Regions from separate parts of the Homo sapiens genome. Here regions 1, 2, 4, 5, 6 and 7 are each linked to region 3. A link is a loop called in an ENCODE intact Hi-C map of the cell type or tissue named here. Cell type or tissue: PC-9. All regions are shown on one strand. Each heading gives the region's core, and the rest is flanking DNA. Links, peaks and the distances in the headings are about the cores only. Region 1 has its middle 240 kb from the start of RDUR. Region 2 overlaps NXPE3 (neurexophilin and PC-esterase domain family member 3). Region 3 overlaps RDUR (RIG-I dependent antiviral response regulator RNA). Region 4 has its middle 210 kb from the start of ZPLD1. Region 5 has its middle 140 kb from the start of RDUR. Region 6 has its middle 12 kb from the start of RDUR. Region 7 holds the start of NFKBIZ (NFKB inhibitor zeta).

The links. A loop is a pair of places that touch in the nucleus more often than their neighbours do. Peaks named below come from ENCODE experiments on the same cell type or tissue, not always from the same donor. Only the 100,000 strongest peaks of a DNase experiment are listed, where the experiment ranks them.
Region 1: a loop joins it to region 3, with 3 times the contacts of the local background. A loop is called at or near these places in 2 of 110 quality-filtered maps.
Region 2: a loop joins it to region 3, with 8 times the contacts of the local background. A loop is called at or near these places in 7 of 110 quality-filtered maps.
Region 4: a loop joins it to region 3, with 11 times the contacts of the local background. A loop is called at or near these places in 10 of 110 quality-filtered maps.
Region 5: a loop joins it to region 3, with 5 times the contacts of the local background. A loop is called at or near these places in 2 of 110 quality-filtered maps.
Region 6: it touches region 3 in a loop (3-fold over the local background); 5 of 110 quality-filtered maps call a loop at or near these places.
Region 7: it touches region 3 in a loop (6-fold over the local background); 2 of 110 quality-filtered maps call a loop at or near these places.

What each region holds. Positions count from the first base shown.
Region 1 is chr3:102,179,159-102,183,648 of GRCh38, reverse strand. No RefSeq gene overlaps it. Among named protein-coding and RNA genes, the nearest start is that of RDUR, 240 kb to the right of the region's middle. In PC-9, for the core only: no CTCF peak of the experiment used is centred there; DNase peaks (open chromatin) are centred at 1,908 and 3,228; H3K27ac peaks cover 744 bases.
Region 2 is chr3:101,811,765-101,816,254 of GRCh38, reverse strand. The region is part of intron 6 of NXPE3 (neurexophilin and PC-esterase domain family member 3); the gene reads right to left. Among named protein-coding and RNA genes, the nearest start is that of NXPE3, 35 kb to the right of the region's middle. In PC-9, for the core only: CTCF peaks have their summits at 2,136 and 2,339 (motif pointing left); no DNase peak of the experiment used is centred there.
Region 3 is chr3:101,982,105-101,986,594 of GRCh38, reverse strand. The region is part of intron 2 of RDUR (RIG-I dependent antiviral response regulator RNA); the gene reads right to left. Among named protein-coding and RNA genes, the nearest start is that of RDUR, 43 kb to the right of the region's middle. In PC-9, for the core only: no CTCF peak of the experiment used is centred there; a DNase peak (open chromatin) is centred at 1,954; H3K27ac peaks cover 634 bases.
Region 4 is chr3:102,223,585-102,228,074 of GRCh38, reverse strand. No RefSeq gene overlaps it. Among named protein-coding and RNA genes, the nearest start is that of ZPLD1, 210 kb to the left of the region's middle. In PC-9, for the core only: CTCF peaks have their summits at 2,274, 2,474 (motif pointing right), 3,472 and 3,672 (motif pointing right); a DNase peak (open chromatin) is centred at 2,484.
Region 5 is chr3:102,077,030-102,081,519 of GRCh38, reverse strand. No RefSeq gene overlaps it. Among named protein-coding and RNA genes, the nearest start is that of RDUR, 140 kb to the right of the region's middle. In PC-9, for the core only: no CTCF peak of the experiment used is centred there; a DNase peak (open chromatin) is centred at 1,909; H3K4me3 peaks cover 593 bases; H3K27ac peaks cover 1,206 bases.
Region 6 is chr3:101,926,465-101,930,954 of GRCh38, reverse strand. No RefSeq gene overlaps it. Among named protein-coding and RNA genes, the nearest start is that of RDUR, 12 kb to the left of the region's middle. In PC-9, for the core only: no CTCF peak of the experiment used is centred there; a DNase peak (open chromatin) is centred at 1,844.
Region 7 is chr3:101,848,019-101,852,508 of GRCh38, reverse strand. It overlaps NFKBIZ (NFKB inhibitor zeta), which reads right to left and starts at 2,995. Exons shown (of 12, transcript NM_031419.4): 1 at 2,592-2,995; 2 at 285-424. The coding sequence starts at 2,880. RefSeq lists silencers at 3,097-3,268, 2,317-3,516 and enhancers at 3,010-3,304, 3,099-3,936. In PC-9, for the core only: a CTCF peak has its summit at 2,461; DNase peaks (open chromatin) are centred at 1,538, 1,998, 3,178, 3,368 and 1 weaker place; H3K4me3 peaks cover 3,900 bases; H3K27ac peaks cover 2,977 bases.

The DNA of each region.
Region 1 (4,490 bases), core at 215-4,214, 200 kb before region 3:
TAATCTGGCATTCATTATATTGTGCTGTATGTATTCATTCATTCACTTGCTAGCTCTCCTTGCAATTTCCTAGTAGGCAAGGCCTGAGGAAAGAGGAAACCAGTTAATTATATAAATGAACTAAACAATTACACAAAAGGACCTGGGAGATGGAGGAGTTGGGAAATGAAATAGAAATGAGGAAGACAGGAAGAGGTACAGAGGCAGAGGGAATCAATGGACTCTCCCCACCTGCTTTCCCATCCCAACATGCAGGCCTCCGTCCCTGCTTTGTGCTCTGTCAGAAAAATCAGCAGGGCTCAAAAACCAGCCCTGCCACTTAGCTATGTAGCCTGGCATAAATTACTAATCCTCTCTCAACCCCAGTTTCCTCCACTTTCAAATGAAGATATAATTATATTAACTTCCATCATAGAGTTGTTATAAAGATTAAATTAGCTAATGCTTATGTTGCACCAGACACAGAGCCTAGCACATAATAAACACAGGATAAGATATTAGCAAAAAAAAAAAAAAATGCATTTCTAGTTCATGTTGAAGAATAAGAGAGCACACTTTTTTATTGTTTTGTTTTTTATTTTTCTTTAAGTTCTGGGATACATGTGCAGAACATGCAGGTTTGTTACATAATACCCCCGCTCCCCTTGCCCCCAACCCCCTGAGAGGCCTCCATGTGTGATGTTCCCCTCCCTGTGTCCATGTGAGAACACACTTTTTCTCAGGCTTCATAAGGCACATGGCCTGGACTAAGGTATGGACTAGTCTGATATAAAGTTATACTCTGATCCAGAACATTTAATCTCAGTGTTGAGCACAGCAGAGCAAACCTAAATCAGTAATGTCACCACCAATTTGAGTCCATTCTTTAGCTGAAGGATGACAGCAATAACAAGCTTGGGGTTGGGGTCAGGAAGATTTTGCTATATCTGTATTAACAACATAGTTTTAGTGTCTTGACCCTTAGAAAGAAAATTAAAAAAGCATGTGAGGTTGTTCTATGAAGATCTAAGGAGGATCCAGCCCCACAACAAAAGAGGCTTCACTTAGTGGGGCCTGAGCTTCGCAAGCCTCCTGAGAATGCTAAAAAGTTCTTTTTCTTCTCACATGCATAGTAACAGAGTATTTGCCTGTTGACCCAACCACTAGATTGGATTCGGAGGTAAAATATTATCCAGTTGGATTAATTATTATATCACATTGGACTGGATGCCTCTGCCATGCATCAGTTTTCTTGGTTGGCCACTGATTAATAATCATCGTCTTAACATTCTAGACATGCTGCCTGATTAGTAGTTCCTGGCAGCAGTGGCTGATAGCAGTTACTGGAATCTCTCCTTACTGGGTGATTACATAATATCTACACCTAACTGCACAGCTGGTCACGATAAGCCACGATGTTTGTCCTGAAGATAGTGTCATTTTCACCAGACTGATCTCCTTATTATTTGCTCAGCTCGCTTCACTTTTGCCACCTTTGTGCCTTGCTCTCTCTTTCCTCCCCCCACAATGGCTTTTCTTCCTCTCTAATTGTTCAAATTCTACAAGTCTTTTAAGGCCCAAGTCAAATGCGCCTTTTGACCATCATGAACTCAAGTAAAAAACAGCTTGTTTCCAAATTCCCACTGCACTTTATTTTCTATGCAGTGATTTTTGTTTTATATCCTCTTTCTTTACTAGTGCAATGCCTCACACACAGTAAGCACTAAATGACAGTTTATTGAAGGCATGAACTAGTGACCTACTACAACTAAGGCTGCAATAGATTACTTGAAAATATAAATAAATAGGTTATATTTATGAAAAGAAAACACTTTACTCCCTATGAGGAAATCCTGCTTTGTAACCAATAGCTAAGTCCACTTCCTGCTGTGTGCCTCCTGAAGGGCTTGGGAAGCAGACTCTAGGTGGAATGCATTCTAGAATTTCATCTCTGGCTTGTCACCAAAATAACTTGGCCTTGCTTTCAATCCATGGATATTGAAACTATGCCCTAAAGTAGTAGCAGCAGAGTTCAGAGTTAGGGAAATTTGGAAGTGATGTGATGACTTTAAGTTGATGCTTTGGATTGAAGGCAAAAATGCCCTCCACTTCGTGGATCTACTTATTCCTAGAAACGAGAGTCTTTGAGGGGCTAGAAGTGATCAAGAGATGGGTCAGGGTAAAAGTTGGGGGAAAATAGAGGAGATTTATATAGACTCAAAATTCAGGAATTATTTTCAATGGTCAGATTGAGCAATGGCATGCTTGTTATGAAATAGAAAAGGCTCACCAGTTAGAGATGCATGCTGCAAAATGACATGATTTCTGGGATTTGCTTGAAATACTCAAGAGAAAAAAAAGGAGGAATGAAGAGAGAGAGCAAGATCCGCAAAATGTTGTTAGCTCTTTAACAGATTGATTAGTGTATGAAAGCTCATCATACTAGTCTCTCTACTTCTGTGTATTATGACATTTCTACGCTAAAAAGATTTAAAAGAAATACTCTTTTAAGACAGTAGTTACCCTCTTCTAGCTGATATCCACACAAGAGTTTTGTCTGAAATGACAAAGAAGGGGGAAAGGGAATTTTTATTATGTTGATCACCAGGTTTTGCCATCTGATTTAATCCAGACAACTCCAAATCATTGTTGTGTTATGTGCTCTGTTAAGAAAGTTAAAAATCCATGTGTGCACCATGACCTGGAAAAGATATCCATTGTCTTAATTTCAAACACACTAATAGTTATTTACATTGTGTCCTCAGTCAAGATTTCAGTCTGACTCTGGTAGACCAGTTCTTTGGTGTTTGTTTGTGGAGTGGGTAGAGGGAAGAGAGATCATAAGTAGCCTACAGGTTAATAAAATTCCTGGCAGCATACCTGGTAATAATCTGGGTAAACATGTAGTCATTCAGCATATCTCCCCTAATTTAAATTTAGCTGTGAACCATTAATCAAATAAAGTATCTTTCACAGAAGTTAATTAATAACTGTGTGCTTTTCTTTACTTTTTTTTTTTTCACCGTCAAGCAAAGGTCAAAGAAATTCAGACCTTTTCCTGTTGTCTTAGAGGAAAATAGCCCAAATTTCTATTCACAGAGTAATGTAAGACACCAAACGGATCTGTGCTGTTAAATGTAGCTTGTTGCTGTTTGCAAGTACCACCAAGGACTGGAATCCTCAGATAGCTGAGGAACATTTTTTCTTCATTGCTATTTTTTTCCCTGGGATGAGCGTATGTTTTTAGAAAAAACTACATTTTTTGGTCCCAACGTCACTGAGTATCAGATGGTAGAAGACGATAGAAGAGACAGGAAGTAATTTAATTGACTCGCCTAACAGAACTGGCTTGGCAGCGTATTACAGGAAAAGGAACACTCTAGTTAAGATTAAAAAATAAAAATAAAAAACCTTAGCGAGCCCCTTTATCAGCTGCTACTTGCATAGAAAGAATTTTACGGGGTTTGTGGGCCTAATAATACTTTAGCAGATCTAGGCTTTGGGAAGTGGAATTGACTAAGCTAAGCTTAAAGAAGCCGGCAGAGACATTGAAACTGGCAGGTGCCTATATTTTTACATTCCTCTGTCATTAGAGTATTATGTTCATTCGAATTTCTTCGGAAAAATCATCTAATTCAGCATTTCTTAAATATGTTTACAGAACTGAAATATTATTAATCATTATGAGAAAAAGTGCTTCATGGTCAAATGAAGCTAGGGAAATTCTGGGTCAAATCAAGTTCAAGTGTTTCTTTACTTTGAGACTCTCCAGTACCTTTATTATGTTAGTAGGTATTATGACTCTTCAAGAAGAGAAATGCTGTAAGACCAGAGGAGTTTTCAGAAATCATCTTGCAAGACTAGTTTTCCAAAAATATATTGATGACTATGATATGAAAATAAACTCAGATACACATACATGCACACACACACACACACACACACACGCACAGAGTAAACATGAACAAACTGGAAGATATTTGTGGACCATTTTCTTTACTGGTGTGAATAAGTCTAAAGGCAGCTACAATTTTTTGCCTACTGACCAGGGAATCTTTCTCTTTCATTTAAAGAAATAAGAAAGACCTATTTTTCCAGCACGCCTTCAGACTAGAATCTGGGCAGCTGCTTCCTTCCTGCTCTAATGCTAGCAAATCCAGGAACCAAGAAGCTGATAAAGAAGGAGATGCCTTCCTTTCTGCTTTTAGGTAATGAACATTTATTACTGTGGCAAAGAAGCAGGCTCCTCATAAGCTCCAGCGAACTTACTAAGACCTGGCCCTGACTTTCTGTAAACCTTGAAAGAAATCAGTAGATAAATTACTTTCATTCTTTCCTTTTCTCATTAGAATAAAGTGAGTATCCTTTAGCCATCTCAAAAGCCATGGCTATGTATTCAAAAATAATTTAGTACATTTATACGGTAAATGACAATAATCATAAACTGCCAAACGGACATTTGATGCTATGATTGTGATGTTTTAGCTGTCTTGACATAAAAATTAAAACAA
Region 2 (4,490 bases), core at 160-4,159, 170 kb after region 3:
AAATGGGAAGATCTGAAATGGGCATGAAGGTATTGGTGGACAGAAAGGAAAGGAGGGACTTTCAGCATTCCCTCTGCTTACATTTTTTTTGAGATGGAGTCTCACTCTTTTTGCCCAGGCTGGAGTGCAGTGGCACAATCTCGGCTCACTGCAACCTCCGCCTCCTGGGTTCAAGTGATTCTCCTGCCTCAGCCTCCCAAGTAACTGGGATTACAGGCACGCATTACCATGCCTGGCTAAGTTTTGCTTTTTTTTTTTCCGAGACAGAGTCTCGCTCTGTCGCCAGGCTGGAGTGCAGTGGCATGATCTCAGCTCACTGCAACCTCTGCCTCCTGGGTTCAAGCGATTCTCCTGCCTCAGCCTCCCGAGTAGCTGGGAGTACAGGCGTGTACCACCACACCCAGTTAATTTTTGTATTTTTAGTAGAGATAGGGTTTCATCACGTTGGCCAAGATGGTCTCAATCTCTTGACGTTGTGATCACCCACCTCGGCCTCCCAAAGTGCTGGGATTACAGGCGTGAGCCACCACGCCTGGCCAATTTTTGCACTTTTAGTACAGATGGGGTTTCACTATGTTGGCCAGGCTGATCTCAAACTTCTGATCTCAAGTGATCCGCCCGCCTCGACCTCCCAAAGTGCTAGAATTACAGGCGTGAGCCACCATGCCCAGCCTGATTACATATGTTTTTATCAAAGCCAAATATAAAGGAAGACAAAACCAAAGGAAATGTGTGGACATAAGCATTTATCCAGCATTCTCCCAGAAGAGAACAGTTTCTCACCCACATGCCTGCGAGGCAAGTAACAACTTAGACTAATACTTTACACATACAGAGTAGTATTAGTTCACTGTTTTCAGCCCATTAAAAGCAAAGTTAGAATCCATGAATCCCATCTTCAAATTTTAATTTTAATTCCAAAAAAACACCACTTAATATGGAGAACAAACTAATGGCAGACAATCTAACGGATTATTCTCCATTATACAAAAGGTTCAGAAAGTCTTTATATATAATGAACAATGCTAAAAATACATCACCAATGTGTACCTCCTGGTTGTAACCTAGTTACACTTGATAACACAAGCAAAACGACCTTTCAGAGGGAAAGTCAACATCCTTCTGCCCTAACACCTCCTGTAGAAAATGCCACACGTTACATGCTTCAAAACAGACTGTGATGGCTAATATTTCTTGCAAGTTTACTCTGCCTCAGACACTATTCTGAGCAAACGTATTATCTCATATGCTCACAGTAACTCTTTGAAGTAGGTCCTATCACTATCCCTACCTTTCAGAACAGCTAAACAACTTGACCAAGGTCCCAGAGCTGAGCTAGTAAGGAGCAAAGCCAGCACCTGGCCCAAGCAAGTGAGCCCAAAGCCCATGATCTTAACCACTGTGTGCTAGATCACTTCTCAAAAACAGATGTTTATAGATGTTAACCATTTCTTTTTTTTTTTCTTGAAGGTATATATTTATTCATTTCTAACAATTATTCAAACCTACAATCTTCAAGAAACCACCAGGTTATATCATTTTCTTACACAACCTTTATCAAAGTCCAGTCATTCTATAGTCACCTATTAAGCCACAATTTGGACTCTAAATGCTTACACAACTCAGAAATTTAAATTTAAGTGACTCCCCTATTTGTGACTACTTTTAGCTTATTTGACTTGACATTATCTGTGTTACTCCAAATTATTTTGGTTTTTATCCCTCCAAAGATGATGTTCTATTTGACACAGAGTGCATATCTAATCTTTTTTTCTTCGGCATCTGCTAATTCTTTGCAGGTTCAGAGCCCAAGTAGAAAAGGAAACTGAACGCTGATTTTAAAAGCTTTATTTGGCAAATGCGATTATCAAAGAAAAATTGTCGGGGGCATGTAGGGTAAACATTTCCTAGGCTTGTTCAAAAATAATTTCTCAACATGTTATCAAGTGTAGCTTTAATATGTTACTGCACCTTGTGCAAAGCTCCCTCATTATATCAGTACATCGAGGCTGCATAGTTAGAGAGCTCCAGAGACGACACCTAGGGCCCACAGAAAACATTTACTAGAATGAGAATTAAAAGTTATTTTGATGTTACAATTTTTTACCACTGTTAATTCGGTAGACTCGGTTATTCTGTGTCAAATATGTGTTATAAAGAAAAGTATATGTCACACAGGAAACAATTACCATTTCCATTCAAATGTTAATTATATTTACTACCAGAGCTAAGGAAAGCAAATCAATTACTAAATCTGACATTAATTCTTTAAACATGCTGCATGCTACATGAGAAAAAAATCATATTTTTTAAATGAAATGCACATACCTATGTTGCCCCCTTATGGTCAACTGGGACAAAAACATTTCCTGACAATTTTAATATGATTTTTAAGAAGTCTGTGGCTGTTTAAATGGTGTTTCTTGGAACTCACAATGCAGTTCATGTAAGATAACTGAGATATGAAAGTCTCCTAAATAGATAATATAACCCCTAATGTACTATTCACATGGAATAAAAATAATTAAAACAAAAAATAAAAATGAGTTATTACTCAACTTTATGGTTATCTTGAAAATTGCTGGTGAAGGAAGAAGTTTAAACAGAGGTGGTTGTAAAAGCAGATATGAAGATTTGGGCAAAACCAGAAGGGATATTTTTTATTATTTGAAAGTAATGTCCCTGCATCTCTAAAATTTCTTGGCTTCTCTTTAAAGCCCATGGTTTGCATTTTCCTCCAAAGGGTGTCACGCCATGTAATCCATTAGCCATAATGAGGGCTGTCTGGGCCAAAGATGGAACAAAACGAAAGAGAAAAAGGCAGAGAGATAAATTTCCCTAAATCATCCAGAAAGAGTTGGACGAAAAGGACACAACGTGAATTGAGGTGGGGCGGGGCAGGGAGGGCTGCGGGGTGAGATGTGCAGCAAACCTGTCCATTAATTTTATGGTATGGAATTGTCTGCAGAATTAAGAACAGTAAAAGGCAGGACAAAGGGGAGTACACAGTTTATAAGGGGGAAAACAAGACAGAAGAAATGGGATCAACCAATTCCCTGCACCAGAGACTGCCATGAGCATAGGAAGCTTGGGATAAGGTCAGTAGGGAGGGACAGCCCTCAGCAGGATGAGGAATGAGGATAGTGTATATTGAGCTGGTTAGGAACACTCTGTCAAGTGCTGGGAATATGAGAAGGGCCCAGCTACACAGTAATTGTAATGGCTTGAGTTTGAGTTTACTCCTTGAATTCCCCCTATGAAACCTTGGAAATTTAATTTTCTTTCCTATATATTTTAGTCCCCTAAAACCTCTGCAGTTTACAGAGGTAAGCTAAGAATGCTATATAGATAGAAATTCTATAAATTCATAGACTGTTGAATGGGACCTTAGAGAGTAGCTAGTCCAAATATCTTTTTTTTTTTTTTTTTTTTTTTTTTTTTTTGAGACGGAGTCTCACTCTGTCACCCAGACTGGAGTGCAGTGGCGCAATCTCGGCTCACTGCAACCTCCGCCTCCCGGGTTCACGCCATTCTCCTGCCTCAGCCTCCTGAGTAGCTGGGACTACAGGCGCCTGCCACCACGCCCGGCTAGTTTTTTGCATTTTTAGTAGAGATGGGGTTTCACCGTGTTAGCCAGAATGGTCTCATCTCCTGACCTCATGACCCACCCGCCTCGGCCTCCCAAAGTCCTGGGATTACAGGCATGAGCCACTGCGCCCGGCCGTCGAAATACCTTTTAAAGATGAAGAAAGCAAGTCACAGAGTGACTTGGCAAAGTTTCTCAATAAGCGTAGAGGCAGGTAGTGGTAGAGGTGGTACCACTTACAAAGAAATACATTTTGCTGATATATTGAGGAGGCTTCCTTCCCTCAAATGCTATCAGTTAGTAGTTTTATATGCAGAACATGGGCCCTTTGATTTTCCCGGTTAACGAAATTAAAGATATTCTGTATCAAATTATTCTTTCCAGTAATTGGAAAGTAGTTGTCTTTAAAATAGCTTTGTCCCTTTGACATCTGCATCCAGATAATTAAATTTTTTAAAAATAAAATAGCTTTGTCCCATTTGTTATAACATTTATCTGCCATTTTCTAGAAATCAACATCAGATGAGGTCTCATCCACAAAATGACTAGTTTCGTTTTTACTGCATAACATGAAACACTATCATTCACTTCATCATTTGTATACTAGAAGGTTGATAAATTTCACTACTGCAGGCCAGGTACAGTGGTGGCTCACACCTGTAATCCCAACACTTTAGGAAGCCAAGGCAGGCGGATCACTTGAGGTCAGGAGTTTCAGACCAGGCTGGCCAACATACAAAACCACATCTTTACTAAAAATACAAAAATTAGCCAGGCATGGTGGCATTGTGCCTGCAATGGTAGCTACTTGGGAAGCTGAGGCAGAAGAATTGCTTGAACCCAGGAGGCAGAAGTTTTAATGAGCCGAGATCACACTACTGCACTCCAGCCTGGGCGACAGAGC
Region 3 (4,490 bases), core at 316-4,315:
GTTTTATTACACTTTAAGTTTTAGGGTACATGTGCACATTGTGCAGGTTAGTTACATATGTATACATGTGCCATGCTGGTGCGCTGCACCCACTCAAAAATATTTTTTAATTGCATCTGTACTGAACATGTACACTTTTTCTTGTCATTATTCTCTAAACAACACAGTATGACAACTATTTACTTAGCATTTATATCATATTAAGTACTGTAAGCAACCAGAGAGATTTAAAGTATGTGGGAAGATGTGTACAGGTTATATGCTAATATTATGCCATTTTATACTGGGGCATTGAGCATTCATGGATTTTGGTATCCAAGGGAGGTCCAGGAACAAATCCCCCATGGATACCAAGGGATGACAATACTTATCTGCCCAAATTTTTCTAGCTCCTGTTTTTCTCTGTCAAAAGTCAACTTTCCCACACTTCTAGATTGTATTCTCTGGACTCTTTGGGAAGCTGCTTCGGAAGCCACAGCTCATGCGTAGCCTGTGTGATACAATATACAAATCTCAAAGTGGTGGAAGAAGCCGGAGACTCCAGGCAAGAAACTGGTCTGTCTCAGGTGCTAGACACTCATGGACCTGTCATGAGGTTGTGTCATGAGGCGCAGCAGCAGCAGCTAAGGCAGAGCAAATGGGTGGAAGAGGTTAAGGTTCTAGAGACAGATCAGCCAAGAGAATCTGCAGAACTGTATATGTTCAATATGCCTTCTACTCTTCTAGCCAAACAGCCCAGCCATAATGTTTGCCCACTGGAGCTTTCGGTTCTTGAATTATATTGTGATTGTGAAGGTTAATTAAGTATGTGTGTGTGTGTGTGTGTGTGTGTGTGTGTGTGTGTGTGTGTTGTCTCCCCAATTAAATTATAAGCTCATTAATAGCAGGTACCAAGCCTACATTCCCACGTATACCCATCTCTCAACTAGCATAGTATGAATGCATAAATGTCATCCCATCAGTAGTTGTTTGGTGAGGGAAAGACTGGAATATCCTAGAGAACAGTGGATCTAAGAGTCACTTTAGCCCAAGTGTACACAAGAATGGCCCCTTTTGGCTCCACAAAAGTATAGTTTGCACTTTGGAAAAAATCCTAAAGGACACCTAAATCATTCCCTCATCTCATCCTGTGTTTTCATTTCCTGAACAGTGAAAAATTAAAATGATATAGGTTCCAAAACTACTCAGAATAAATTGGCTCTTGTTTTTTTAAAAAGAGAGAAAATGAACTCTTTTTCTATCCAAGAGGAAATTAATAAGAATTAGGTGTTTGTTCATCATTCAAATTTTACCTTTTTCTGTAAACAAATATATATTTCGATTCAAAACCATGCAACATGATAAAACGGTTAAGACCACAGACTCTGGAGATAGTCTCTGGTTCAAATCTCAGCTCAGCCACTTACCAGCTGTTAAGAGTAACTTAACTTCTCTGTGCTGTCATTTACTCACAGATAAAATGAAGGTAACAGCACCTACCACAAAGGGTTATTATGAACATAAAATGAATAGGCATATGTAATGCCTGAAACATGGCAAGCCGTATATTAAATGTTTGCTTAATAAATAAACGAGGTAATGGGACTTGAAAAGGAAAGACAGAAACAAGCAAAATTATATACTGTTAAGAACTAGAAGGGTTTTTGGAAGGCAGCTATTCTAACTTTCTTTTGTATTCCTTACTTGATATCTCTCTGTCTTTAAGGATTATTACTAATTCCTTCCCCTACAATATTGCAGCACTTGACTTGTATATAAATCTCCTTGTTCTGGTTGGTTTAATATGTGATTGCAAATTCTTTGAGACCAGAGACTCTAATAGTAAATAGCACATTCCTGATCATATATAAGTGTGGAAATTCTAGTGAATAAATAAAGCAAAAGGTATGAAGAGGTGGAGTTAAGAAGCTCAGCTTAAGTTTAAAAAGTAAGTTACTAACTAGATAATATCTAGCCTGCACTCCAAGAAAAGCATTTTATTGACTCATTGAAAAATATGTGCGTCCCACCCAACAGGCTGATCTTTTTATTTCCCCATTCTTCTGTCACCACAGCAGGTGTGGCTTATCATTCTGGACTCATCTTGACTGTTCTATTTGCCCGGTTACCTCTGCTTCTTTCTCTCTGTCTCTTAGAACTCACCTCACTGGGTCCTTACCACCTGGCTCTATTTCCTAGCTTTACGGCTGCTCTAGAGAGATCACAGAATGGCCCAGGGCAAACCCCAAACCAAACACGTTCCAGCTTTTATTGCAACTAACATTTTGCTATCCCTAACCAAAGACCTGGAAGTGTCTCTTCCAAAGGAGGAGATGTACCTTGGGGGTCACATACTGGCCCCATTACTACTTTCTGCAGTTCCTTCCATGGTATTCCTCATCACCACAACCCCTACCCAGTTAACCACTTAAGGATCCAAATATAAAATTATAAATGTAATATGAGGATGTTTCAATACACCACCTTTATAAAGAGATCACTTACTCAATTCCATTTGGGTTGACCTAATATCTGTAGCCATTGGGCCACATCAGCCTTAGAAAGAAATCATGGTGCCATGTTTCATACAGAGGCATTTTATTTCAAACCCACCCCCAAGTTTGCCTGGAACTTAAATCCTATCAGATTCTGTATCTTCTCTAGAGTTCTGGGTTTCAACATTCTATTGTGTATGGATTTGTACCATGGGTTGGAAGAAGAGGGAAACCTTTTCTCATCCACTGTGATATTTGCTATATCAAAGGAAGCTAATAGGAGGACGTCTTCCAGAGAAGAGCTTTGAACTAAGCCTCTGAGATATGCATTTATCATGACTTTCTGGAAGAATATGATGAGCAACTTTCTCAAAGCAAAGTGCACATCTTACTAGAGAACATGGGATTAGGGAAGATGAATTTCTACTCTCTTGTTCACTATACCCTGTGTCCGTAGGATTTCCTGCTAAAATATTTGTGATAACTTAACCTCAATGCACAGGTTAGGCAATTGGACCACTAGGTCCTTTGAGAATATAAAATATAATAAAATTTTAGAGGGACCTTAAGATGGTGGATTCTAATTTTTGGACTTAAAGTAAGGAAACATGACCAAGAAAGGTAAAATTAGATGGTCACAAAGCTCATTAAAATCAGAATTTAGGATTTGAATCCAGACCTCCTAATTATATTGACACTGGGTTCTAGTGCAATGATACATAGTAATAAAAGTAACCTGAGAAATTATAACATTTTATAAACTATTAACACAACCAATCAATGCTTAATAGCAACAATGTTTATTATTTTATTACAAATTATTCTCTGTGTAACTCTAGTGTGTTAAACTCTTTGGACAATCAGACAAGGCTCAGGTGTGTCTGAGCTAACAGGAACAATTAACAGTTTGTTTATTCTTTCCTTCCCATGAGTTGCATTTTATAAACTTATAACAAGGTTAATCATACTACAGAGAAGAGGTGAGTTTGTATCTTGCCTTCCCTGGGCAATATAACAAACCTTATAAGTGGGGAGCTAAATGATAAGAACTCATCGACATAAAGAAGGAAACAATAGACACTGGGGTTTACTTGAGGGTGGAAGGTGGGAGGAGGGAGAGAAGCACAAAAAATAACTATTGGGAACTAGGTTTAATACCTGGGTGATGAAATAACCTGTACAGCAAACCCCTGTGACACGAATTTACCTATATAACAAACCTTCATGTGTACTCCTGAACCTAAAATAAGAATTTTTTTAAACTGCATCAGTGACACATAAAGATAGAAAACCAATTAAAATGCTGGCATACTTTTACATACATTGGATGATTATAGGTAGCCACAGAGATGAGATTCCCAGGTATAAAGGGACATGTTGTTTAAGTGGGAATGTTCCTGGCATTTTTCCTGCCTTTTCCCATTTACATGGGGTCCTGGCTTCTGCCAACCCTGCGCTCGGAGAATCTCTCTGCCATAGCCAGACTCACCCTGTCTTTTGTAATACAGAATCAGAAGGAAATGGTGAGGGAGATTCAACACAAAGGACGCAGGAAAAGTTCTCCAGCGTTGGAAAAGAGAAGCACCACAAGGTGCAAAAGAAGAGGATGAGAAATGAAAGAGAACAGTAAGAGGGGTGGCTCTGAGCGGTGTATCTTCTTCCAGAACTTAAGAAATACAAATTCAGTATTTGTATTTAAGTAATTCTAAAGTATTTTAGAATTAGTTCTTGCTTGCTGGACTATGTTTTATTAATCAAGCATCACTCTGAAGTAAAGCCATGTGGGCAATTATGAGAAATATAGTTTAAGTTATCTTCAGTTTTAAATTCTCTTAAATTTATATTCTATTTTTATTGTTCCTGCCTTTGCTTTTTGAGAAAATGGTCCTTTTATTAACACATAAAAGTTCTAGATCTTATTGTATAATAGCTTGTAGAAATCATTCTCGTAATACATAGTCTTTCACATGCACGTGAATGTTCATTGCAGCACTGTTCACAATAGCAAAGACATGG
Region 4 (4,490 bases), core at 151-4,150, 240 kb before region 3:
ATGCAAAGGAAACATTTTGAATCCCATGCTGCCCAAGCAGACTACTTCTGAAGGCCACATTCAGCTTGGTGATAGCCAGACTGTAGCCTGTAATTAATGGTGTCACTAAGAAAGATGTTCAAAGTAAGGCTTCCAGACTATCAGTGAATCATTTCACATCAAGTTGTTGCACATCATTACCAATGATCAAGGAAACTGAGTTCTACTACATACATTTTCTCTAAATCTGTGTTGTAAAAGATGATAAAAAGAGGAGGAAAGCGAAACATAAGAGGCCAAACATAGCAGTACATTTTTTTAAGTATCCCTCTCATGTAGACCAAGTACATGGCCGAGTAGAAACAATAAAACAGGGTAAACCTGAATATAGTTTATATTCCATTATCATTCCATTCAGCACACACTTTATGTGCCATCTGTAGACTTGTATAATTGATTGCCACAGGACATAACTATTTTAAAAGACAATTAATTTGATTACCAGCAATGAAGTTTTTATCTATGCAAACTAGGAAAAGACAGTCTGATGAAGAAAGTAATCAAGTTTCCAAAATCAAAATGCAAGATGCACCATTCAGGAGGGTGGAGAGAGGAATTCATCATTTGGGAAAGGCTGGACTGAGAAATACTGCATTTCAGGAATTTCTGGTTTCTACTTCATCCACCAAATGGTAATTCTGCTTCTAGAAACCAGATCTTGGACTACGCTGAATATAAACCTCCACTATATGCATAACCTACTGTTAAAGATTTCATCTACTGATTAAGCCAAGGGAAAAGAAGAGAACATTGCTATTGCTGAGCACCTATCATGCACCAGGTAGTTTGCTAGGTATGTTTTATCTATCCTCTATTTTAATCCTCCCAACCAATTCGATAAGGCTGGTTAAGATGATCACACCTAGATCACACAGCTGGTAAGAGATTGGGGAAGGCTGAATAATAAACCCACTCAAGATATCCATATCATAATCCCTAGAACCTGTTAATGTTACCTTACATGGCAAAAGGAACTTTGTAGATGTGATTAAAATCAGGATTCAAAGATGGCAAGATTACCCTAGTAATCCAGGTGGCCCATAAATGTGATCATGTTATCCTCATGAAGGGGAAATTTTACTACAGAAGAGAAGGCGATACGACCATGGAAGCAGAGGTTGGGGTGATGTAGCCAGGAGCCAAGGGATGTCAGCAACCTTTAGAAGTAGGTGAGTCAAGGAATGGATTCTCCCCTGAAGCCACCAGGAGGAACAAACCCTGCTGACACCTTATTGCCCCTTAAAATGTATTTTGGACTTCTGATCTCCAGAAATAGAGGAAAATAAGTTTGTGTTGCTTTAAGTCACTCAGTTTGTGGTAATTGGTTACAGCAGCAATAGAAATGAATGCTGACAAGAATCCAGAATTCTAACCCAGGTTTACTCAAACCTGAAGTCTGATTTATTTTCAACTGCTTAACACTGCCTGTGGTTTGATTAAAAACCCTGGAATTGGGTACAAAAAGATTCATACCTTGTCCCAATTTGAATATTCCTGAGATTTAGAACTGAATATTAGATTAGTTCACTGAATTGTTGGTCCGATTAAATCATTACAATCATCTCACTTACTAAGAGTGATAGTTATAAACCATTGACTCAAAAGAATCAAAGAAATTCACCATTTAAATGTAGCTAAATTAAAGTCAGTTATTTTGACTCAGATAATGCCATAAAACTTTGGAACTTTGGGCTAAAATATACAGATATTGAACCAAAAGTGTTTTGATGCTTTTCACCTATATTCAGACAGCCATTAATTTTATACACCTAAGCTTATTCTCATCAAGAATCTTACAGACTTGCATATTGACTTTTCTCTGCTAACACACTCATAACAATGTAGAAATCTAAAAACCTGGATTCTGGAGATAGAAGAAGAATGGTTACCATAGGCTGGGAAGGAGTGTAGGAAGGTATGGGGGAGATGGGGATGATTTAATGAGTATAAAAAATAGAAAGAATGAATAATACCTAGTATTTGATAGCATAACAGAGTGACTATAGTCATTAATAATTTAATTGTACATCTTAAAGTAACTAAAAGAGTATAACTAGATTGTTTGTGATACAAAGGATAAAATACTTGACTCATTTTACATGATGTCATTATTACTCATTGCATGCCTGTATCAAAACATCTTATGTATCCCATAAATGTATACACCTACCACAAAAATTACAATTAAATTTTTTTAGAAACTTGGATTCTGTCATCATTGACTTTTCTATCAATTAGCTATTCAATTTTTATCATCACCCATCAATATCTCCAGGCCTCAGTCTCCTCATCTGTAAAATAGGGGAGTGGGCAGAAGCCTGCCAAGCAGATCATCTCTAAGGTTCCTTCCAGCTGTAAGATGGGATGATAGCAGAATTCTCACAGCAAAATTCCTAAGTGGATTTCAAATGTGCTTGTTAATGCAAAGTGCCACTAGAGGTCAGATTAAGTTTGGTAATTCTATCTGATCAGACATGGAGCTGGAGCAAAAGCAAAAGCTATCCTTAGGTTGATACCTTGCTTAGCAGGCCTGCACCTTCCCCCTTCTGAGCTGATGAATGTTGATCCCAGTGTTAGAATAAAATAGGAAAATCTCTGAAACCCGAAATTACATTCATTAATCTGTAATTTGTAATTGGCTGCTACCAGAATGCTTATCTTTCTTTGCTTGCCTGAATGTCGTTAATTAAATGTGTCACCTGAAGCTCTGGTACTTCGTGTTTGCTCATGTTACTGTGTTAATCAATCAGTCGCACAAAATTGGAAGCTGCTGAGAGAGACTGAAAACGTTACCTGCAAACTCTTTGTGCATCTGGGTGTAACTGTATTAAGAACATGTGATTATGTGCGGGGCATCTGACTCACAATACATATTCAAAGCGAAGTATAAAGGAATTAATGAAAAACAGAAAGAAGGAGAGGGGGCACACATTGTCCTCAGGTACGTGCCTTGTCAAAGCTACTGATCAGGACCAGTGTTAGGCACAACTGTGAAACCTGTAGAATTAGATATTTGTAGCTGCCGTTTTCTGTGTAGTTTCCCACCTTCCTTCAGCTCCCCGGCTTTCTCAGCATCCATTTCAAACTCTGCTCTCAAGAGACATCCAAATAATTCAAATGCAGTAAGATATAAAAAACTAATGATGTGATTTTGCTCTCACTTGCATTTTGTCTGAGAACAATGCCTATTAAAGGGTGGAATTCTAGAAGCAGAATTGTAATCATCTGGAAAGCTACTAATGTGGGAACAGAACATTTGCAAAATCATCCCACAGAGCCGACACCATAGGCCAACGGCAAAGGTTAGCCTTGCCTCCCACTAATACACACAGTACGAATTGCTAGTTATTCCCTTTTTTAAAAAACAAGTATTTATTGAGCATTCATTGTACATGAGGTTCCCAAATGCATAGGGTTGCTTCATGAGGACCCAGTGATTTCTCCCTGCATGACATACTAGGAAGCAGTGGAAGCCTCGGCATTATTTCTGTGGCAAGGCCCTGGGGAACAGGGATCCTCCTCCCCTTCCACTATCTCCCCTATATAAAATTAAATGTTTGTGGTAGCGGGCAGGAGTGAGCAATTCTGAGAGCGGTACCAAAAGGATGGATGTTCTGGCCTGACCACCCAGCAGGTGGCCTCAGATTATCCAGATAGTTCTGTGGTATGAGAACAAGGCAATATCTCCTAGTGGCTGTCACTCAAGAAGACCAGATGCCAATCTCAAAACCTCAGGGACCTCTTAATTTCTAAGGTGCTGATGCACTAATATTTGGGTTCACAGACCTGACAATTCTGCCTCCAGCTTCTTCTATATGAGATCACCCATCATGGCTATAGCCTATGTCTATCTTAAAACAGCTGCCACAAATCCTCAATTCCCTTTGATAAGTATATTCTCAGTAAACAGAAATAACACTTTGTATTTACCTAGTACTTGGTACTTTACCGAGTGATACAGAAAATCCTTTCATCTACTCTGTAAAGTTAAATACTATCATCCTATACATTGGCTCATATTTCATACATTTTTAGAGTTGGTAGATCATCTGCTCCACCCTCACCTCCACACTTAACCATCTTGCATTGTCCGATGCAATGTCTGACACTTCCCAAGCAAACCCCTTCCTTTCACAGCACTCAACACCGCCTTTCACAAGCACAACTATTTTATAGATGATGAAACTGAAATCCAAATACATTAGGTGACTCTCCCTAAAGCAGAACATATACAAGTGGAGGATCACAGTCTCAGACTAGTTAAGCAGTTTTCAATTTTCATCGCATTAAACCTCTCATCAGCATTCAACACCTTACTGCTTTCTTGAGCCATGTCTCTGAGTTTCAGTAGCACTACACCCTCATTTTTCCATGATCCCTTCTTCTCATTCTCCTCAGGAACATTAGGTTGGTCAGGCTTAGTCCTGAGCAACTCTTCTTTTCTTACTCTG
Region 5 (4,490 bases), core at 354-4,353, 95 kb before region 3:
GATCTTGATCCACTTAGACCGTTTGCCTGCTTTCTTCTTTTGTCCTTCACTTTCCATCTTCTGATTTTGGTTTGTTTGTCTTGTTGTTTTTTTGTGGTTATTTTGATGTCTTGGAAATGTACTGTATAGGTGTGCTAGGAGTATCATAACAAAATACCACAGAATGGCTATTTTTAAAAAGAGAAATGTATATTCTGGGAGTCCTGGAGTCTAGAAGTCCAACAGCATGGTGCCAGGAGAGCTGGTTTCTCTAAGTTCTCCTTTCTCCACTTGCAGATAGCTGCCCTCTTGCTGCCTCTTCATGATCATCCTTCTGTGAGGGACATACTTGATGTCTCTCTATAAGTATTAATCGCCTCTTCCTAAATGGATATCAGTTACATTCCAGTAGGACTTACCTTAAGAGCCATATTTTACCTTAAGTACCTCTTTAAAGCCCTATCCCCAAATACAGTCACATTCCCAATACTGGAGATTAAGACTTCAATATGGCCAGGTGTGGTGGCTCACGCCTGTAATTCCAGCACTTTGGGAGGCCCAGGCAGGTGGATCACGAGGTCAGGAGATCGAGACCATCCTGGCTAACAGGGTGAAACCCCGCCTCTACCAAAAATAAAAAAAATTAGCTGGGCATGGTGGCGGGCGTCTGTAGTCCCAGCTACTCGGGAGGCTGAGGCAGGAGAATGGCGTGAACCCGGCAGGCAGAGCTTGCAGTGAGCCAAGATCGCACCATTGCACTCCAGCCTGGTGACAGAGCAAGACTCCGCCTCAAAAAAAAAAAAAAAAAAAGACTTCAATATATGAATTTGAGGGGGGACACAAGTCAGTCTGTAACATTTACTCAACAACTGTATCAATGTTTTGGTTTAATGTTTAATTTCTACTGTCATCATTTTTATATTTGATGGTCTTTTTTATTCTCTTTTCATTTTTATAGTATCCTGTTCATGTCCATGGATTCATTATCTTCTCTCTCTGAGAATCTTAGTTTGTTTTTTTTTCCTACATTGTCTTTGCTTCCTCTGAGTTCATTTCATATTAAAGTGTTTTCTCAAATATCTAGACAGCTTTGGCTGTTCATTCATATAGAGTGACTTATTTAAGACCCTGAAAAGCTGATTAGAAGTTCTGTGAAAATAGGTAAGACTAGACAGTGAACTTCATTGTAGGAAGCTCAGGCTGTAAACTGGCTTATTTTGTTGGATCAAGGGAGAGGATCACATTATGACGAGTGATGAGAAGTGGGCTGTAACCGTGGAGCGCAAGGGTGAAAAATCATGGGAGATTTGCTTATAATGGTCCCCCGTATGATGGGCGCCCTCAAGTCTCAACAAATTCCACATGAAGAAAGGTTCAACAGCAATGGTGTGGGATGGCTTTCTCACATGGTTCAAAAAGATGACGAGCTTCAAAAGATGAGGAGCTAGCTTAAACTAGTATAAAACTCACAGCCCAGAATGAAAGTAGGAGGGGGAAGACTTGACTAGGCAGGAACACCACACGGCAGGCAGCATCATACTACAAGCTTTTTGTGCCACCCCATTCAAGCCATCATGTATGTATCACTGCCACTTAGGCACTACTCTCTGCTACTCTCATGCAGTGGCAACAAGGGGAGATGGAGGAAAGAGCTTGTTCTGCATTACAATTAGTATTTTTATCATCAGAAGAAAAAAGAATAATTCAGCTTTTGAGAGACTGTCCCAAATGAAGGCTAGTCCAAATAACTTGCACTCAGTTTTAATAATATTTTATATGTGTCTAAAAAAACTTTTCCACTTGACTGTTCCATGAATGTGTTTTGTAAACTTTGAAACACTCTCTAAACCCTTATCAGCGCTGTTGCAGGAACTAATTCCTCCCTCCCTTAAGGGCACTCGGTGGTAAAGACCTTGCCCAGATCAACAAGCCCCAGGGCAAAAGACAGCTCTGTTTCCTTGAAACCTCTTTATTTTTTCCTGCCACACAGTGAAAAAAATGGCCTGAAGTATCATCTGAAAAAGCAGAACTACTAAAATCCACCAAGGAAAAAAAATCAGTAAAGCAATGGCTATCTTCAAGACTTTTCTCATGAAGCCTGTCTGCTTTGGGGAGAAGAGGAGGAACACTCTGCTCATCCTAGCCAAATTCTTTCTTCAGGCATTCCCCAACACCTCACTCCTCAGGTTTCTCAACCTGGAATTCCTTCTACCAGGAAAAATAATCTTCGGTTTTGTGATTCGAAATGTAGTTGAAAATGTCAATACCCGGAAATTACATTTACTTTCAATCACATAAAAATGTGTCTGAAGATCCCTTCTTGAGTGAGAGGAAGAGAAAAGTTTGTCTTCTTTGCATTTTATTTTATTTTGAACAAAATATAAAAGAGGCAGGGAAATGAGTGGAGAGGAGGAAGCTGGGAGCACTGAGAGGAGTGTGCTGCTTTTCAAACTTCAGCCACTTCACCATTCTGCATGGGGCCCAGCCCAGCAAAAGGGCCTTTGTGCTCAGGCAGGTACAAAGCAGTTTGACAAACAACCGCTCAGAGTTCCTCAGAATCAGGAAACGAAAAAAGCAAAAGATAACAAATATTTTTACAGACCATACTTCTGCTTCATTCTTTTTAACACATTGTAATTAAGTAACGTTTATTGAGAGGCAGTAAAGAGTTGGTGTGTAAAATAAACCTTTTGAAGACAAACAGTTCACCTGCCTTCCATTATTTTTAAAAATACAGATTGTGAGATTTCAAATAACATTTTGAATTAAGACATGTGGTTTTTTTCTGCTAACAAGAGCTTTGCAAAGAGCTTACTTCCTTCAAAAGCAGGTTTAAGAGAATAAGGCCCCACTGAAATAAAGCCCTTATCAACGATAGAGCCTCTGAGAGCTTGCCTTAATTCCTGAAATGCCCATTGGAAATCATTCCTCAGAATTAAGGGATTGAAAGTATTATTAGCAGGCGTGTACATTATGAGAGAGACCTGTGGTCCTATTCTATCTCTGGCACTTACAAGCTGCATGACGTTTATCCAACTTAATGACAGTCTTGGTGTTTCAGTCTCTCCTCATTTGTAAAGAGGGATAGTAATACTTCCAAAACTGTTGTGAGAATAAAATGAGATAATGTATGAAAAGCACCATGCCAGGCACTCAATAAACCATATCTATCATTATTATTTATTAGACCACTGACTATGTTCAGTCCTCTAGGAACATGACAATCTGATATGGGATCTGGGAAAGGAAAGGCTTAGCAGCAGGGATTTTGAAGGCCAGTCCTGATGAAGTCCTCTGTGAAGAGCTCTAAGCAACCAGAGATCAGCTTGAGAACACTAATGAAGAGAAAGGGGTGCTGGAGACCCACTCATAGCATTGCCCAAAGCTGTCCCTGTGTCGTTCATTTGCTTAAATGCTCAGCATAATATTTCAAAAATAACATTTCAGAAATATGCCAAATACTCCTCTTAAATATTTTTGATAGGCTGGGGCCTAAATATAGACTGTGAAGAGAGGCGGGGAAATCCAATCAACTTTTTGGATCCTAACACTACTTAAACTGTTCCTGACCATGGGCATGTGAAGAATGCTCCTTCAAAGCAAATTTGAATGCTAAGAAGAGTATCTATTTTCAGACTCAGAGAAATCTCAGTGGTCTTCCTTCCATCTCTCACTGAGACTAGACAATACTGTCAAAACTGACAGACAGATTGCCCTTGGAGTCCAAATCACCAGCACGTTCACGAGGACCAGCAAGTCTGTATCACCAACCTACATGAAGGAAAGAAGACAAGTTATAGCCTCTCACGCACAAGCCTGGTGCTTAGAGGAAAGCAAAGGAAAGAGACACTGAAGAATTTGAACAGCAAGTCATTTTAAAGCAGGATGGCTGGCAAGGGGTACAGGACTCTGAAAACTTCCATTAAGGATTTGGGATTTCAATTTTTACTATTCAGACAAATCAACTTTAGAGGCACAAATTCCCAGAAAACTCAGAATCATCCATGACAACCTTCAAGTCCTGTTTCTCCAGTCGTCACTGATTACCTTTGTTTGTTCTTTCATCAATCCTCTAGAATCTGCCCATTTCTTTCCATGACCACTGCCCATATTCAGGTCCCCACATCCCCGACCCTTCCTTAAAATCCCCCCTACTCTCTCACATCCAGAATTATCACAATCATTTCATAATGAATGCAAATTAAACCATAATGAGATACCCCAGCCAGAATGGCCATTATTAAAAAGTCAAAAAGCAATAGACGTCGGTGTGGATGTGATGAAAAGGGAAAACTTATACACTGTTGGTGGGAATGTAAATTAGTACAACCTCTATGGAAAATAGTATGGAGATTTCTTAAAGAACTAAAAGTAGGTCTACCATTCGATCCAGCAATCTCACTACTGGGTATCTGTCCAAAGGAAAAGCCATTATATAAAAAAGACACCTGCACACATATGTTTATCACAGCATAATGCACAATTGCAAAGATGTAGAATCAACCTAAGTC
Region 6 (4,490 bases), core at 115-4,114, 55 kb after region 3:
TCATAGTCAAAGAAGAAGATATCATAAAGCTAAAGAAACCCCAGGGACATGGCAGAATTAACTGGATTTTGTCACCCATTTAACTGTCAAGGTTTCTTTCTTTGCCAAATCTCAGTTAATTCTCTCCAGAATTTTCCCTATAGAAGTTTATAACACTTTAGAACTCTGAGTAATCCAAGTTCAGAGACAGCTCTACAGAGTGCCCTGCTTTGTTTGCATATAAATAAATAGAATACATATTATTGATGAGTTTACTTAAGGATTTGAGTACCTGGATGTTATGGTACTAAAAAAGAGGAAACATGGGCCAGGCGCAGTGGCTCCCACCTGTAATCCCAGCACTTTGGGAGGCCAAGGCAGGTGGATCACCTGAGGTCGGAAGTTCGAGACCAGCCTGGCCAACATGGAGAAACCCCGTCTCTACTAAAAATACAAAAAAATTAGCCAGGTGTGGCGGCGCATGCCTGTAATCCCAGCTACTCAGGAGGCTGAGACGAGAATCGCTTGAACCCGGGAGGCGGAGGTTGTGGTGAACCAAGATTATGCCACTGCACTCCAGCCTGAGCAACAAGAGCGAAATTCTGTCTGAAAAAAAAAAAAATTTAAAAAAAGAGGAAACACTTCCAGAAAAGGCAAGAAAAATAAAGTTTTGTTTTATAAAGGCCACGAGGATAAAATATAAGTACTAAAGTCCACATTAAATAGATACCACTCATCACTCTCTATAAAATGTTACAATACTTGCTGGTATTTCAATAGAAACTGACAAAGCTAAAACTTTGGCACAATCTGAAATCTGGCAGGTATGATGTTTGGCCACTCTATAAGGTTGCCTTTGTCCTAGAACCTTCTCAAAAGAAAATGCAAGGCTAGGGGCTGTGGCTCACACCTGTAATCCCAGCATTTTGGGAGGCAAAGGTGGGAAGATCACTTGAGCCAGGAGTTTGAAACCAGCCTGGGCAACACAGTAAGACCCCATATCTACAAAAAATGTATAAAATAAAATTAGCTAGGTACAGTACACACACCTGTAGTCCCAGCTTCTTGGGTGGCTGAGGCAGGAGGATCATTTGAGCCCAGGTGTTTGAAGCTGCAGTGAGCCACAGTCACTACTGGACTCCAGCCTGGGCAACTGAGCAAGACCTTGTTTCTAAAATAATTAATTAATTTAATTACAATTAATAAGAACATACAGACTGCCTCAGAGCACATTTTAAAACAAATAGTCCGTGCCAAGGGAAAGAAGTCTTGAAGGGCTATTTGGTTTGCTTTTCAGAAGTAAATGAATAGAATAGAATTAGGCTGGAGCAAGTCTTTCCAGTTAAATGGGTGGCTGATACGTTCAGCCACAGAAAGAGGAAATCTAACTGTGAAGGATGAACCCATCTGTGGGGGGCAATAATCTTCCTCCAAGTGAAGAGCCTAGAGACACTTTGCTCTTTAAAACAATTTATCTGCTAAGTCTGGCATCTAGTTTACAAAGATCCTAAGCCAAGCTCAAGTCCAAGTGAGAGCAGTGGTGACTCTGTACGCATTTCTATGCCCATCAAATTTATTGAAATTTGCAGATATATATGGCTGTGACTACATGGAGAAACGGTGATAGTCAGTAAAGTCTCAATTGCCTGTGTGTAGGCATTATTATTTTGGTTATCTAACTGCATAACAAGCCGCCTGAAGCATAGTGGCATAAAACAATAAACATACTATTATGTTCCTTCATTCTAGTGGTCAGGAATTTTAACAGGACAGAGATAATTTGTCTCTGCCCAGTGACCTCTGGGGTCTCAGCTATGATGACTCTGAAGGCTGTGAAGTGACTCAAAGGGTATGTCTGGAATAGCAGGGACAGAAGAATGCACTCTCAATATTCACTTTTCTTACTCACACAGCTGGCACTTGGCCTGGGGTGGGTGAAGGGCAACTTCAGCTGAGGCTGTCACTCAGAGTGCCTACATGTGGCCTCAACAGCAGTCTCAGGGTAATCAGCTGTCTTCCATGATGGTTCCAGGTGCCAAGAACAAGCTTTCCAGTGAACAAGAAATATGCTTCATGGCCTCTTGTGACCCAGTGTCAGAGGTCACCTAGTGTTACTTCTACTGCACCCAACTGGTCCAAGCAATTACCAGCCCACTCAGATTCAAGCGGAGGAGAAATAGACCCCACCTCCTAATAGGAGAAATGGCAAATAATAAAAAGTAGGCCAGGCGCAGTGGCTCACACCTGTATTCCCAGCACTCTGGGAGGCCGAGGTGGTTAGATCACTTGAAGTTGGGAGATTGAGATCAGCCTGAGCAGCATGGTGAAACCCCGTCTCTACTAAAAATACAAAAAATTAGCCAGGTGTGGTGGTGCACACCTGTAGTCCCAGCTACTTGGGAGGCTGAGGCACGAAAATCACTTGAACCCAGGAGGCAGAGGCTGCAGTAAGCCGAGATCATGCCACTGCATTCCAGCCTGGGCAACAGAGCAAGACTCTGTCTCAAAAAAACTAAATAAACAAACACATTAACATTATATAATAGAGACACATAACAAAGCTGAAAATTATTTAATTAAAAAACTAATACAACTTTTACCAATCTATGGTAAAATGGATTTAAAAAAAGAAAAGTATAAATAAAATCAGGAATTCAAAAAGAAAAAACATTTGAAAACTTAGATAATACATTAAAATGTCTTGAAAAATATCACTTAACACAAATCCCTTCGAGTAAAACATGTTAATAGTTTTCTAACCATTAAAGATACTGGGTCTGCAGTCTAACCACTTGTATTGGCTTCTATGACATTTTCCACTCAAATAGTGCATATTTGGTTATTGAAGGCATATACTCGATTTTTTAAATATAATTACAATTTAACAGAAATTATTCCAATCTATAGAAAACAGAAAAAATACTCAATTCTGTTTCCGAGCTTTGTATAACCTTTATTTTAAAAACTGACAAAAGCAGTACAAAGAAGGAAAATAATAGGCCAGTTTCAATCATGAACATAGATGCTAAAAATTAAACATAGTATAAGCTAAACAAGTCACCCCAACTATTCTCTAATGTACTGAAATGTTCTAATTTCTTGACCCACTGGGTAGGTCATTGTTCCCACTGAGTGGGTACATTGAGTTTTGTAAACCATTATCTTTTAAGCTGAACAAACATATATTTGTTCAAATATATTTTGTGCACCCTTCCATTTATAGGATATATTTCATAATTTTGTTTTTTTGAGACGGAATCTCACTCTGTCGCCCAGGCTGGAGTGCAGTGGCACGATCTCGGCTCACTGCAACCTCTGCCTCCCGGGTTCAAGCAATTCTCTGTCTCAGCCTCCTGAGTAGCTGGGGTTACAGGCAACCACCACCATGCCAAACTAATTTTTGTATTTTTAGTAGAGACGGGGTTTCACCATGTTGGCCAGGCTGGTCTTGAACTCCTGACCTTGTGATCCACTCACCGCGGCCTCCCAAAGTGCTGGGATTACAGGCGTGAGCCACCACGCCCAGCCATATTTCATAATTAAAAAAAAAAAACACTATTCTCTAGAAACACCTGACACATTCATTCACTCTCATTAAACTTATTTGATGTCCATTGACCCTCTCAGAAGTCTGCACTTGGTGCTACACAAAGTGTGATTCAACACCTAGTAGCAGCAGCAGCAGCAACATCACATAGCAACTTGTTAAAAATGAATATTCTGGGCCCCACCACAGACCTACTAAATCCGAATTTCTGGACATCCAACTCAGGAATATGTGTTTCAACAAGCCCACCAGGTTATTTGAAGATTCACTCAAACTTGAGAAACACTGCTCTACATAACAGTGACAAGCAATAGAGGAGTTACAAGCAAGAGCCTGGGACTCGAGCCCAAGAGAACTTGAGCCAGAGGCAACTTTGCGTTCAAAATCACACCACGGCCTTACCTGCAGCACACATTGCACCATGTTGGGTTTTCCTTCTTTGAAGGACCAGCCTCGCCTTGACCAATCTTATTTCACAGTAAGGATGATAATTTTTCAATGACTCATACCTGAACATCTGTGTTAATTATATGGCTATTGTTCTTCAATTATATTACAAGATTTCTTCTCCACAATGGTCACTGTGGAAGCCACCCAGAATAAACTCGCTGCTGTATCTCTGAGTGAACAGGAAATGTGTTCATTCCAAATTATCCAGGAACAAGAACTCTCTTTAATTCACTGACTAATCAACCGTTTGTGGGAATACTCAAACATCCTCCTCCTTCCTGCCACCTCTCTTTTGTCATTTTCACTCCTCCCCAGAACCCTTGTAAATAAAGGAGAAACAATAGACAGTTACTTTCAAATAGGTTCCTCCGGATACCTGCAAATGACTGTGTGGGACTAGAGACCAGAACAGTTGGTCAGAACAAGACATCTTTTAATCATTGATTAAAATGCTCATTTTATAGATAGCTAAATTAAGCCTTAAGAAAGCTGAATAGTCATCAGTGATAGAATT
Region 7 (4,490 bases), core at 140-4,139, 130 kb after region 3:
GATTTTTCCCTTTCTAGTTAAAATGTTCCATTTCAGTTGAGCCTCTGAACTTGCCTTCATTTATTTATTCATTGAGTTTCTCTTGCCCACCTACCAGGTGTCTGGCACTGGGCTAAGGAGGATACAACAGACCAGACAAATATGGTCTCTGTCCTATGGACTTTGTCATCTTATGAAAAATTTCAAGTGACTTACTTGATGACTGGACCTAGGTCATCATAATAACCCTGACAGACTAACCCCTCTCCCCAACTCTATACTCAAAACAGAAAAATAGATGTCACCTTAAAATCATCCACAGCTTGGCCAGAAGCCTTCTGTTTATGACTTCGGATGTGCAACAGGAGTTCCTTCACTGAGTTCTTTACCCGAACACCTTGAAAGGGGCCTCTCTGCTGCCTGCCAACCCCCATATGGGGCTCAACTGTTCAAAAGAAAACAAAACATATTCCTGGTTAAATATCTTCACAGACATAAACGTTAATAATCCCAAAAGTATAGCTGTTGCCTAATGTATAAAGTCCCCAAGCAGCACATTGCAAAACCTTTCCAACTTGCTCTGGTCAATCAATGGCCTTGTGAGTCCCGAGCTCTGCTCAAAGGTCCTAAGTTGCCTGATACCTTTCTCCACTGGGTACCCTAAGAAATTAAAGTTCATAAAAATTTGGTCAAGGATCCTCAGAGCCAATAGGTAAACCCAAATTAAGCCTCTCTATCTCTCAGCTCTAACCACCCATGAGAGTGGATCACATTTTTTTCTCAGCCCTAACCACCCATGAGAATGGATGACAGATTTTGCCATCCTGACTCTCATAGTTCTATAATTATTCTTGACTTTGGAAAAACTTTGGGGAGCAAGTGATAAATGATGCACTTTTAGCTTTTTAAACCAATGGTTTTATGTTCACATAGAAATTTTAAAGTCTATCAATTCCGCTTACCTAAGAAGGCACAAAACAACTTCTTTCAAAGATCTCTATGTACGAAAACCTGACAATTAACAACGTCTTAGATTTATGTCTTATTATTTCCTTCAATTCAACTGTGCCAAAAAAGCTGCTTAAATTCACTGAGCTTAAACACATTTCTACATATGCACACAGGATTTCCCCTCATTGACTGTTTTTGGAATTACTTACACAGGTCTTCTAAGTAAAAAGGAAATATGCTTGTTTCACTTTTAAACTTTGAAATACACTTTAGCATTTGGTATACAAGTACAGTACTCCACTTCTGATCACTATTATGTCACAACCTCTTAGTATGTGTGTTGAACACAAATTCACAAAGTCAGGAAATGAATAATTCAGCCGCTCCATCAAGTGTACAAAAATAAGATGGGGCAAGAAACAACGCATAATTTGAACATCTGTATCTATCATAAATACATGAGATAAACAGTTCAATGATAGGGTAAGTGAAACATTAGTTGGCTTTATTTTTAAGTTTAGGGATTTCAAGAGATACCAGAATTGCCAGAATCTAACACAGCATTTTTCTGGAATGACAGCAGTTCATAATCCAACGTCACAGAAAGAAAAAAATGCAGTTTCAGAAATCCCCTGTGGCTGTGTGGTAAACCAAGGGACCAGCAGAACAGTTTCAGCCAGATGAAGGCCAAGTGGGTAAGAAAAGGTCCTAAACACATATTCTTTCTGGATCTGCTACGCAGTGGTTTAAATCGCTTTTCGCATGATTTTAAATGACTTAAAATGAAAATGAGATATCACTTTTTAAAATAAATGACAACCAAAACAGGAGTGGCTAAGAGTGGGAAACACCGGAAAGAGACGTTCTTTAAAATCATGCTAATTACTCTCAACGTTCAATTATCGAGGCGTTTTTCTAGCCTACCCACAGGGGCATCCTGTTTTCCCCCAAATTATGCAACTCGGTTCACTAAGAAAGGAAACCAATTCGCAGCCCATGAAAGATAACATTACGTCTTTCTCTGCTAGATATGGCTTATCCATTTTTTTTAAGGCACACACAACAAAAACAAGACCGCAAAAATTCCGGGCAGACTTCCGAAACTCGCCAAACTAAAGGCATAACTTGAGTTGGTTTTCAGCCCGGCTTCACCTTGATAACAGCAGTTTCCTTTTCTTTGACGGTCAAGTCTTTTTACTGAAAAATTCCATAAAAACTGAGAAATAAGTCATGACCTTTAACGCTATTCCCAAACCCTTATCCTCTGCTACAGCTTTCCACTAAAATATTCACAAGAAGAAAATTACACCTACATCAGACCCCAAATCTCATCATAGTTTATTAATTATGACTCAACAAAGCTGCTTCTTAGAGAGCGAGCGATCTCCTGGTCACTCGCCCGGCAGTCAGAGCTCGGCCGAGCGGTTTCTGAAGCCCCCCCGAGGCCCGCGGGAGGGAGCCGGTTCCGCGGGCCGGCGAAGGGCGTGTAGGTCAGGCAGGCGCCCGGCCCGGGCAAGGCGGGGAGTGGTAATTGATGGCTAAGGTGCGTACGTCCTAGCTCTAAGGAGGGCGCAGGGGCCACCCTCCATCTGGGGAGTCCCGCTCCCAACCTCCTAGGCGTGCGCGCCCCGAGTACGCAGCGGTGCGGGGCCGGCGGGTACCTGGCTGGCGCTCGGCGCGGGCGCCGCCTCTCGACCGGGACTCCACGGCGCCGCAGGAGGACACCGACGAGGCAGAGGAGAAGTCGGAGGAGTCGGAGCCGGGCGAGCCGGGCGCCGAGGGGCCCAAGACCGAGCAGCTGGCGTCGCAGGCGCCCGGGGCGGCGGCGGGCGGCGACGCGCCGTAGAAGTAGCTCAGGTTGAGCGGGCTGGTCATGAGGCCGCAGCCGCCCGCCGCGTCCCGCAGCCCCTCTCCGCCGCGGCTGTCGTCCAGCAGCTTGTCCACAATCATGCTCCCAGGCTGGGCGCTCGAGGACCCCGACACCTGCGCCACCGGCTCGCTGCGCGCGGCTGCCTCCCGGGCTGGCTCAGGGAGCTGTCGGCGGGCGGACGGCGCGGGCCAGTACGGGCGCGGCGCGGGACTGCCAGGGTATTTAACGGGCCGCAGCGCTCGCCGACCTCCCCGGCGCCCGGCCCGGCCATTGGCGGTGCCCGGGCCGCCTCCCAGCCCCTCCTCCGGATGCGTCCGATTTCCAGTAAAATGTACAGGATGAGGCAATGCGCCCTCCGCCCTCCGCCCTCGCCCCGCCCGCCCGGCTCCGCCCAGACCGACCGGTTGTTTGCCTGCCCTTCACCGGGAAACCCCGACAGCGCGCGGCTTCCAGCCTCCCGCTTCCCGCCTCCCGCCTCCCGCCTCCCGCCTCCGGGACCCCGTCCCTCGCCCGGGCCATCCCTGCCCTCTAGGCCCCCGCCGGGCCTGGGCGCCCGGGGAGAGGGCGCGCGGCGCAGGGCTGGGCCTGCAGAGGGAGGCGGGAGTCAGTGGAGGGAACCGGTTGGCCTGGTTCTTGGGGACTGGCAAGTCCTGGAAGGAGCGCGCCCCGCACCCCTCTGCCTGCCCCGGCGCGGCGAGCTGTTAGCCCAGTTAAGGCATCTCTGGAAGGTTCTTAAGGGCCTGTCTCCTCCGGCGCCCCAGCGTAGCCTCCCTTCTCAAACATAGCGTTTGTCGACGGTTTTAGGCAACATCCCGAACTGAAAGAGATGTTGGAGCATTTTTATGTTCTCAAATTATCTGCTGGGACGCAAATAATGTTTTAGGTGCAGCCATGAATAAAAAGTAATGCCACACTTCTGTATCCTTCAATACTAGAACAAAGCCATCTTAGCAAAATAATACACAAACATGTAGGTGCTGTAGTATATGTAGATATAACTTTTAAAATTCTGCATAGCTTTACACTATCTGATAAACTAACACAGTAATTTTGGCCTTTCCTATCTTGAATACTTTTTTCCAATGGATTTATACAACTATTTGTTCAAGTCCAACTAGCAAAAAATGCGGGAATGATAAGGTTAAGTACACACATGCTATGTTTAAATAAACCGATTATGATTAAATAACACGAGGGATACAAAGTTCAGTGAGCCACCTAAAAGGAGAAACAACAGGTCTGGTAGAGGAAAAAGGAGGTCAGGAGGAAAATCTTTGCAGGGGTGGTGGCATTTAAGATAGGTCCTAAAGGATGGGTGGGATTGGGGCCCACAGCATTTACAGAAAGAACAAGAGCAAAGAATTAAGGAGAGGGTTCATATTAGAGTGTATAGTCCCCTTTTACGATTGTCAAGAGGAGAAGATGGCATTAAATATAAAAGATAACTTGGTGCCTTTGGGTGGAGCACCTCCAGCAGCTGAGACACTGGAATTTTATTTAATAAACATTGAGAAAACATGAATTTTAGGTAGGCAAAATTAATCTGCAAGCAGTTGAGAGAAGATGAGGAGCCCAGAGGCCATTAGGATCCACTGCAGTAGCCCAGGAGAGAAATGACTGGGCACTGGGGCAGATACAGTGGGAAAGGAGAAAGTAAATTGACAGAAAGCAGAGCTGGGCAGCATTGCTA